Linked DNA regions of Homo sapiens: region 2 is linked to region 1. Evidence: read pairs that join two places in POLR2A ChIA-PET (ENCODE). Cell type or tissue: CD4-positive, alpha-beta T cell. All regions are shown on one strand. Region 1 overlaps YJEFN3 (YjeF N-terminal domain containing 3). Region 2 holds the start of LPAR2 (lysophosphatidic acid receptor 2).

Region 1 (5,000 bases):
TCGAGTTTTCAAAGCCCCCCCAGGCTCATGTTGAGTTTTGGGGGCAGGAGGCTGCTGTGTGCGGCCAGGTGATCCCCCGTGGTGGTCTGGTGGGCAGAGGTGTGAGGTGGAGAGAAGCAGGTAGGACTGAGAGCAGGGTGAGTGTGGCATGGCCACCCTGGCCTGAGGTTTCACCTCCCAGAAAGCCCCCTCCTGGAAGCATTTGGCGAGTGTCAGGCCCAGTTCCCTTTGGACCCAGGCCACTTCAGGCCTCCTGGGTCTGACAGGGAAATCCTTGGGGCCTTGAAGCTTCTCTCATCTAGGGGCCGAGATTCGGGATAGCAAAAGGCACCACTGAACACCCCCAGAATCCCACAACAGCAGAAGGGACCTGCCCTGCCTGCCACCCTCCTTCACCAGGCTCCAATTCCCACGCAGCCTCCCACCCCCACCCCACAGCTGCTGCTGTGCCCCACCCCCAGGTTCCTAACCTGGACGACCCTCTGCCCACAGAGCCCCCATTATTCTAATGACCAGTTAGACAGGAAGAGAATGTTCCAAGTGGCTGCTAGAGGCCAAAGCTTTGGGACAGAAGAAGAGGAATGCATCGCCCTCCCGCCCTCCACTTCCTCCCTGCACCCTCCTGCGGGGGCAGCAGTCAGAGCTGTCACAAGATGGAGGTGGAGGAATGAGCCATGTTCCCAGCCTGCCAGATTCCTCACCCCGAATGCAAACGCACCTCCTATGTGCTTTCCTGGGAGCTGCGCTGGCCTGCCCCGGGGGGACTCTGTCTGACTTCACCATGAGCTCCTTTTCCTCACCCCGTCCTTCAACTTCATCCTATGTCAGCTGCAGACAGGCTGAGGTTTGAATTTGGCTCTGTTTACTGGGGTGTCCCAGGGCATGTGACTTTCCTGCCCTGAGTCTCTGTCTCCGTCTTTATGTGTGGACCCCCGAAGTGTCCTCTTCACCATGTTCCTCAGTCTGGGATTTGAGGCTCTGCCTGCCCTGTCCGCTTGATCACTCTGCTTCAGCCTCCCTTCTGCCCCTTGAACATACCAGGCTCCTCCCCACCCCAGGGCCTTGGCTTTTGCTATTCTTGCCCCTGCATTACCTGCCACGATGTGCCAGGCCTCCTCCTCCAGGAAGCCCTCGCTGACTCCCATCCCATAGCAGTCCTCCTTCTCCTGCACTCTGCCTACCTGGCCTTATCATGCTGCAAAATTGGCCAGAGGGCAGACATCTCCCACTCAGAGAGTTGAAGGAAAGAGTCTCAGGATTCATCCCCTCAAAACATCCACCATCTGTAGGTCTGGCTCTATGTCTTTGTTCATGTCCTGTGGCTCTGGAGACACCAAGGGGGAAAGACCCAGTTTCCCAACTTGCTTCCTGCATGATCCTGGGCAAGCCACTCGGCTTCTCTGAATCATTAGTTGTTTTTCCAACTTTTCTAGGCCTGGCTCTTTTTATTTATGTTTGTGTTTTTTATTATTATCTTAGAGACAAGGTCTTGTTCTGTCGCCCAGGCTAGAGTGCAGTGGCGTGATCATAGCTCACTGCAGCCTCCACCTCCCAGATTGAAGTGATCCTCCTGCCTCAGCCTCCTGGGTCACCGGGATTACAGGTGTCCACCACCACGCCCAGCCTAGTCTGACCAATTGTGTAGGTCACCCGAATATTCAGTTTTGCTCCGAGAGGTGGAGACGGACCCCAGTCATTCAGTGAAGTGGATGGCAGAGCTTCACCTCCAGCTAAGTAGCCACATTTTCTGGCAACAAATAACCTTTTTTTTTTTTTTTTTTTTTTTTTTTTTTGGAGACGGAGCCTCACTCTGTCACCCGGGCTGGAGTGCAGTGGCACGATCTCGGCTCACTGCAACCTCTGCCACCCGGGTTCAAGCGATTCTCCAGGTTCAAGCCTTAGCCTCCTGAGTAGCTCGTACTGCAGGCACCCACCACCATGCCTGGCTAATTTTTTGTATTTTTAGTAGAAACAGGGTTTCACCATGTTGGGCAGGCTGGTCTGGAACTCCTGACCTCAAGTGATCCACCCGCCTCATCCTCCTGAAGTGCTGGGATTACGGATGTGAGGCACCGCGCCCGGCCTGGCCACAAATAATCTAATTATGTCACTGCCCCTGAAAATCGGTCACCAAAGGGTCTCATAGCCCCAGGCCCCAAGGCCTCCCCGCTGAGTGTGCCATCAAACACTGCAGCCTTAAAAACCCATGGACCCCAGATGCCCCCAGTCCTGTCCACCCCTTTCAGCGTCCTGAAGCTTGTTCCGTGGCTCCCACTGCCTGAAATCAGCCCATCGCCCCCATCGAAGTCCTTCATGCTCCATTCCCCTTTCTTGGTTCCCTCCGCCTTGGGAGCTGGGGACGTCTAGGTCCGGTTCCGTGTCCCACGCTTTGGAGCAGTAGAACCAACGCGCGGCCAGCGCATCTTCTGCCACCAGAGGGCGCCCGCGCCTCGGGCTTTGGCTCCCACACCGCGGCCCGCCAGGCCTCGATTCAACCCGCGCGTCGCACGGTGAAACTGAGGGCATCCCCAGCTCAAGGCTGCAGACGCTACTCGGGGGTACGGGGTGGGAGGGTGGCATTGGGACCGGGTTCAGAAGCTTGGCGGAACATTTCTGGCTCCATCTGAGGCTCTGTCTCTGTGTGTCTCTGAGTGTCCCATCCCACTCTGTCCCCAGCACCGCGGAGGCAGCCGCCCTGGAGCGGGAGCTGCTGGAGGATTATCGCTTTGGGCGGCAGCAGCTCGTGGAGCTGTGCGGTCATGCTAGTGCCGTGGCTGTGACCAAGGTACCTGACCCCTGACCCCCAACCCTGACCCCAACCAGACGGCCAACTCTCCTGAGCTGCATGACTGCTGTGACCAGGGTGGTTCACCCCTCAAGAACTCCCTTTTTGCTTGGGCCTACCCCAGCCTGATGGGTAAACTGAGGCCCAGAGAGGCTCATGGCTGGTGCAGGCCAGATGGGGACCTGAGACCCCTGGTATCAGAGAAGGCCAGGGTGGAGGTTATTGCAGGGACAGTGCCACGACCCTGGAAGTGCAACCCCTCCTGCACATGTGACCCGCCTGCTTCTGCCACCTCCTGGGTCTTGGGCACCAGGGACATCTGCTCCTGCGATCTGAACACCCCTAAACAACCCTGTTCTGCAGGTGGGGAAACTGAAGCTCAGAGGTGGCGAGGGGCCTGCCCTGGGTCAGAGGGGGATGGAAGCAGAGCTGCAACCCAGGTGTGTCTGGCTCTGGAGTAAACCCCCACACCTCGAGGGGCCAGGAGGATGACACAAGGGTGATAGCAATAATCATACTATGGAGTGCTTCACCGTGCAGCCAGCAGTGCTGGGCATCAGTTTCCTCTGCAACAGCATAATAAATGGTACTGACGAGTCAGTCCCTAAACGTGAACGCCTCAGAAAACTGTCCCATACAGTCGAGGCTCTAGCGTGACTGCCTCCTCTTCCTCCCCTGCCCTCCTCATCCCCCTCGCCTTTCTCCTCCTTCCTCCTCCTCCTGCCCCCTCCTCTTACCCTCCTCCTCCTTTCTCTCTCCCTCCTCCTCCCCTTCCGCCCCTTTCTTCTCTCCTTTCTCCTTCCTCTCCCTCCTCCTCCCCCTCCTCCTGTTCTCCTTCCTCCTTCCCACTTACCCTACCTCCTCCCCATCCTCCTCCTCCCCATTCTCTCCCTCCTCACCCCTCCTCCTCTTTTTCTTCTTATTACCACGGTATACTTTTTAAAAACTCAATGTTTTTCTTCATGTGGACTTAAATGTTTGTATTTCCAAATGAAATAGATCCCGGGTGAGGCGCCCAAAGGAGAAGGAAAATCAAAACCCCAGAAAGAAACCCAGTAGTCACTACTCGCCTGGCGCTCAGTGGCCAACTGTCTGGTTTTTGCACTGAAAGCCCCTTGTCTGTCCAGAAGCCCCTCAGTCCCAGTCTTGGGTCTTGGGCTCTGGGCCCGGTGTGGCTGGGATCGCAGGCATGTTCATGGCAGGTCAGGACTGCGCTAAGCCTTTGGGGAGGATACTTGAAAGGGGAGTAATCTGCTGTCTGTGTGGTTGGAGCTTAAAGTACAGCTGGGGCTCAAGAGACACCCAGAGTGCCTGTCAGGCGGTGGCACTGTCATCGCATTTGATAAAGGCCAAACTGAGTCTGGGAGAGAAGGGGCTGGGGCCACGCAGAATCAGGGCAGGGCTGGGGCCAAAATGCCTGGAGAGACAGAGTCTGAGAGATACAGAGATGGCCAGAGACAGATGGAGAGAGACAGATAACAGAGAGATACAGAGACAGCCAGAGACAAATGGAGAGAGAGACAAATGGAGAAAGAGAGCCAGAGACATACAGAAAGACAGAGACACTAGAGTCTGAGAGATACAGACAGACACAGAGACAGCCAGAGACAGATGGAGAGAGACAGAGACACAAAGAGAGCCAGAGACACAGAGAGTCTGAGAGATACAGACAGACACAGAGACGGCCAGAGACGGAGAGAGACAGAGACAGACAGACAGAGACACAGAGAGTCTGAGAGATACAGAAACAGCCAGAGACAGGTGGGGAGAGAGACATGAAGAGAGCCAGAGACATACAGAGAGACAGAGACACACAGAGAGACAGAGACACGGAGAGTCTGAGAGATACAGAGAGACACAGAGACAGCCAGAGAGAGACAGAGAGGCCCCAGGGCATCGTGGCTAAGGTTGGGCTCCCCTACTCCACAGCCTCCAGGAGGGGCTGAGGTCTGGAAACATGGGCGGGGGTGGGCCCGCGGTGAGAAAGGTGGAAGAATGTCTGCAACTCAGGCGGAGAATAAACAAACCGCACTCCGGGCGACGGGCAGTGGCTGGATGCACGTTTTTCCTGCACCGACCTGGCAGAGCCTGAGACCGGGCCTCTGCATCTCCAGCGGGGAAACTGAGGCCCCAAGAGGCCCAACCCCTCATCCAGAACAGCTCACCTCCTGTCCTATCCTGTTGCCTCCAGGCCCAAGCCCCATCCCTTCCCCTA
Region 2 (5,000 bases), 96 kb after region 1:
TCTTAAGGGGTTCCCATGAAACTCAAAATAAGACTCCTGTCCGTGCCCCTTAAGGCCTTGCTGATCTCTCCTCCTCACAAGCCCACTTTCCTCTTTAGAGGCTCTGGCCTCGTACTGCCTTGAGGTTTTTACTTTCCGTTTCCTCTGCCTGGAAGGCTCTCTGTTCCTATCCTCAGCATTCAGGCCTCTGCTCACATACATTATCACCTCCTTGGAGGACATTCCCCACCTAAATCATCCCCCATCACCCTCTATCAGGTAGCTTGTTTTGTTCATTGCTTCGCAGTGTCTTGTGGGAGATAGGGGGAAGCAGGGTCCCTGTTGCCCCCTGGGGGCCCCACTTACCCAGGATGATGACAACAGTCTTGACCAGGCTGAGCGTGGTCTCTCGGTAGCGGGGGTGGCAGCTGACATGCTCTGCCATGCGCTGCACTCGCCGCCGCACGTAGAAGAAAATGCGGGTGTACACAGCCACCATGAGCAGGAAGACAAGCAGGCTCGACAGAGCCCAGACGGCCAAATAGGAGCGGCTGAGCAGGGGTGCCATGCGTGAGCAGCGGTCCAGGGCACAGAGGCAGTGCCAGGAGTGGGCAGGCAGCAGCCCCAGGCCCAGGGCAGCCACCCACACGCCCACAATGAGCATGACCACGCGGCCACGGGGCAGGCGGCTGTGCAGCTGCACGGCCATCACACTGCGGTGCCGCTCCACGGCGATGGCCAGCAGTGTGGCCACCGACGCAGTGAGGCTTGTGTCCAGCAAGCCCTGCCGCAGGAACCAGCCCTCAAGTGAAAGTCGGGCTGTGCGGGGACCAGTGTGGAACATGAGGAAGAGGTAGGCCACGCCCGCGAAGAGGTCAGCCGCGGCCAGATTGCCGAGCAGGTAGTAGATGGGCTGGTGGAAGCGGCGGTTGGAGGCGATGGCTGCTATGACCAGCAGATTGGTCAGCAGCACCAGCACGCTGACGGTCAGCCCCAGTGCCACCACGACCACATCCTTGGGCCGCCAGTGGGAGCTGAGCTCTTTGCCACTGTTGTTATAGAAGAAGCCGATGGTCTCGTTGTAGTAGCACTGGCCCATGATGACCATCTGGGGACACAAGAGATCAGTGCATGTGGCACTTCTTGGAAGGACACAGGGAGGGGCGGCAGCTGCAGAGGAGGGTCAGCGCAGGAAGGACAAGGGTCTCAAATTCAGATACCTCGAAGCAAAGTGGCAGTGGTGAGGACTACGGTGGCCTGGAAAAAGCAAGCTCCATGGGGCTGGGGTGGAGGTGGAGGAGCAGCTGTTTCTTACCTACTAATAAGACCTGTGTGCAAGACATCACCCAAGTCAATAGGTTTTTGAACCAGAAGTGAAACAAAACCCATCTATGGTCGAATCCCAGCCCACCTGCCGCCAATGTGTGACCCGGTTTGGGTTGTGGGGAGAGGAGGGTTAGGGAAAGACAAAGGGGTGTGAGCTGCGGGAAGAGATGAGGGAGGATCACTTTGGTGCCGGAGTCAGTGTAGGGAGCAGAGACCCGGGAGCGTGTGCACACAAGGGTGAGGTCACTTGCTAGAACCCTGCGAGGGGGCGGTGCCGAGGCGTGGAGGTGATCGGAGTGGACAGAGAGGCGGCCCCAGAAGTTAGTCGGCGGGATTTGGGCGCGAGTGCTTCCCAAGCGGGCGGGGCAATAGGCTGTTCCGGGTGGGACGGAGGACACTGGCGGTCTCCGGGACAAAGACAGCGGTTGGGGAAGGGATGGATGGCCGGGCCTCCAGGCGTCTCCAGACTGGGGAAGGGGTAGGGGGTTAAGGGATCAGAGGGCGGCGTCCTGGCCCCGCAGGCACGTGCCGCGCCCTTCCCCCGGGCCCAGGCCCGCACCCGCCCGCCTCCCGTCCGTGCAGGCCTCACCTGGGCCTCCAGTCACGCCGCAGACAAGGCGGGCTCGCGGGGGTTCGGGGCGGGCTCGAGGCCCATGGCCCGGCGACTGCGGCGGGAGCGGTAGAGCGTCCGGGTGCGCCCTGTGCGGGTTGCTGAGAGGGCGCGGGAGGCGGGGTCTCCCCGGCGCCCCGCCCCCACCACCTGGGGGAGCCCTGCCCCGCCCCGCCACCTGGGGGAGCCCCGCCTCCACGGCCGCGTCGGGGGCGGTGTCGCCCGGAACCGCAGCCCCCCTGTTTCCTCCCCGCCTCGCGGCCCCTCAGTCGCCCCTATTTCCGGCGCGGGACCCCCACCCCGGTACCTGCACACCTCATGCGCCCGCAGTTTCGAGCCTGCGGGGCTGAGTCACTCGGCGACCCGAAAATTCCCGCCGTGACCCCGCGCTGCCCGGGCGGAGCTCCAGGTGGTCTTGGGTCCGCGCCCCCGCTCCGGACCCCCAACCCTCCCAGCCCCACCCCGCTCTCTTCTTCGTGTCCAATCGGCCGCCGAGTTACAAGCCACTCCCTGATCCGACTTGGCTCCCACCGCCCGGACCCCCGCCCAGCTTCGGCTTTGCCAGCTCGCAGTATCAGCGAGCCGCGGCCTCCTGTGCGAGGCCCACCTCTGCGGCCCCAGCTGATCATCGGGCGCACGCTAGGGTTTTGCAATCCCGCCCCCGTACCCCTCACCCTGGGACAGCGCTGCCCCCTGCAAAGCCCGGCCCTGCCCTGCCCTGCCCTGTGGCTTCCTCCCTCGGCCTCCCTGCGGCGGCCCCGGGCTCCCACGGTCCGGAGCACACAGCCCCATTGTCCCGGTTATCGGTACTTTGTTATACTGTATTTGATTATGCAGGACCGGATCGGGGACGCAGAGCTCCGGGAGGGCCGGGCTGGCGTGACTCAGCCGGGTGCTGCGACCCAGCTCCAACTGCCTTTACGTAGGTGCTGCAGGGTGTTTGATGATGCAAGAAGGAGGCCTTGAGGCCGGGCGCAGTGGCTCACGCCTGTAATCCCTGCATTTTGGGAGGCCGATGCGGGACGATCACGAGATCAGGAGATCGAGACCATCCTGGCCAACATGCTGAAACCCCGTCTCTACTAAAAATACAAAAAAATTAGCCGGGCATGGTGGCAGGCGCCTGTAGTCCCAGCTACTCGGGAGGCTGAGGCAGGAGAATCGCTTGAACCCGGGAGGTGGAGGTTGCAGTGAGCGGAGATCGTGCCACTGCACTCCAACCTGGAGACAGAGCAAAACTCCGTCTCAAAAAAAAAAAAAAAAAAAAAAAAAAAAGAGGCCTTGATTCCCCTAATCTGTAAAATGGGGGCAAGGAGTGCTACCCATGCTGGCCTCTCCCCTAGCAGAGATGCACCCAAGGGCATATAGGACACAGTTTATTAGAGGCCATCAGACCTCAGGCACCACCAGCATGTGGAGTCTGAGCTGCCCACCTCCTCCAGGAAGGTCACTTCGAGTCCGTGAAGGAGGCAGGCAGGTGTGGGGGAGTGACCACAACCAAAGTAGCAAAAGCACCCCTGTCCCAGGTGTCAGAGACTAGGGTGGACCCCAAGGATCTCATAACCTGCACTGACCCTGAGTATTGACCCTGAGTGACCTCTGAGCCCGAGTGGCCCTGATGCTTGGCAGTGACCTGTGTCTAGTGGGGGGACTCTGGGACATTATCCCCAAAAGGGTTTTAGGCCTCCCCTAGGTCATGTATTAAATAGTTTTTCCTTATAGGAACCCTCTGGACCTCTCCCAGCATTGAACTCCTGGCGGGGTGTTTGGCCACTAGGTGGTGGGAGGTAGGGATATATGGGTCCGTCTTCACAATCTGGGCCTCTTCCTTATTTAAGGTGCCAGGGTGGTCAGAGATGGTCCTCGGCTTCCTCAGGCTGGACGTCCGGGCAGCAGGTGGCCCTGGGCACAGCCTCGCTGTCCAATTTCGAGAGTAGCCGGGCTGTCTCCTGGGTAATCTCAAAATGCTTGGGCAGCGGGGTGCGGCGCAGGGGGCTGCCCTCAGGGGAGGCAGCTGCAGGGCTGGGCCCCCGCCCCCGCAAACTCCCTCTGGGCACTGATGTGATGGGGGTCTCCTCGCACAGCTTGGAAGCCACCAGGGCCAGACTGGACAGCTGGTGGGTTACAGGCCTCACACCGCCCCGGGGATACTTCACTGGCTGGCGGCTGAAGTGGCCACGAGACTGTGTCCCCAGGAGTGAGTCCTCTGGGCCTTGGCTGGACACTGTGTACGGGGTGGGTGGTCAGTGCAGAGCACCTCCAAGTTCTCTGTATATCCCCCCAGGAGTCATCTTTTAGCAAGCCACCCTGGGGCCAGGGCACCCCCAGAACTCCTGAGCCTCTCTCTAACATACTCACCTTCCCCTCCCCCATCTTTGGTGTCTTCAGCCACGTCCTCTCTCTGGTCACTCTGTGGAGTTGGAATCTGCAGGGAGAAACCCAAGAATGAGACCCCAACACTAAAATCCCAGTTCTTTGAGATTCCTGGAGAGCCAAGGGCTTGTTCCTGGACATGCAAAAGGAATAGCCAGTGCAAAGGCCCTGAGGTAGGAGCATGCCTGGTATGTTAGGACGCAGCCCCACCCTGTAATGAATGAGGGAAAGGTGGTAGGAAGTGAGACCAAAGAGGAGTGGGCCCAGGTGGCTCTGCCAGCCACCCCTGACTTTGCACCTACTCTGCACTGGGTGTGGACTACCATTGAACTCCTCCTATGCACAGGGCATGGACCACCACTGACTGTGCACCTGTCATCCTTTGCAGTTTTGGTGTTTGGGGATAGACGATGCCCTTATAAGTGTACTGCTTGGCCAGGCATGGTGGTGCATGCCTGTAATCCCAGCACTTTGGGAGGCTGAGGTTGGTGGATTATCTGAGGTCAGGAGTTCGGGACCAGCCTGGCCAACATGGTGAAACTCCGTCTCTACTAGAAATACAAAATTTAGCCGGGCGTGGTGGTGCATGCCTGTAATCCCAGCTACTAGGGAGGCTGAGGCAGGAGAATCGCTTGGACCTGGGAGGTGGAGATTGCAGTGAGCTCAGATCATGCCCCTGCACTCCAGTCTGGGTGACAGAATGAGACTCCGT

The links. Peaks named below come from ENCODE experiments on the same cell type or tissue, not always from the same donor. Only the 100,000 strongest peaks of a DNase experiment are listed, where the experiment ranks them.
Region 2: POLR2A ChIA-PET joins it to region 1 with 11 read pairs; 15 of 35 experiments call an interaction of 5 or more read pairs at or near these places.

Annotation. Positions count from the first base shown.
Region 1 is chr19:19,529,956-19,534,955 of GRCh38, forward strand. It overlaps YJEFN3 (YjeF N-terminal domain containing 3), which reads left to right. Exons shown (of 7, transcript NM_198537.4): 3 at 2,677-2,785. Among named protein-coding and RNA genes, the nearest start is that of YJEFN3, 3.5 kb to the left of the region's middle. RefSeq lists an enhancer at 1-622 and a silencer at 2,404-2,513. In CD4-positive, alpha-beta T cell, CTCF peaks have their summits at 2,435 (motif pointing right) and 2,644; DNase peaks (open chromatin) are centred at 1,639 and 2,466.
Region 2 is chr19:19,626,198-19,631,197 of GRCh38, forward strand. It overlaps LPAR2 (lysophosphatidic acid receptor 2), which reads right to left and starts at 2,023. Exons shown (of 3, transcript NM_001395660.1): 1 at 1,895-2,023; 2 at 346-1,087. The coding sequence starts at 1,078. GMIP (GEM interacting protein) reads right to left here. Exons shown (of 21, transcript NM_016573.4): 20 at 4,274-4,340; 21 at 3,279-4,139. The coding sequence ends at 3,766. RefSeq lists silencers at 1,774-2,273, 2,644-2,773 and an enhancer at 2,411-3,333. In CD4-positive, alpha-beta T cell, no CTCF peak of the experiment used is centred here; DNase peaks (open chromatin) are centred at 714, 1,514, 2,084 and 2,804; H3K4me3 peaks cover 2,650 bases; H3K27ac peaks cover 1,932 bases.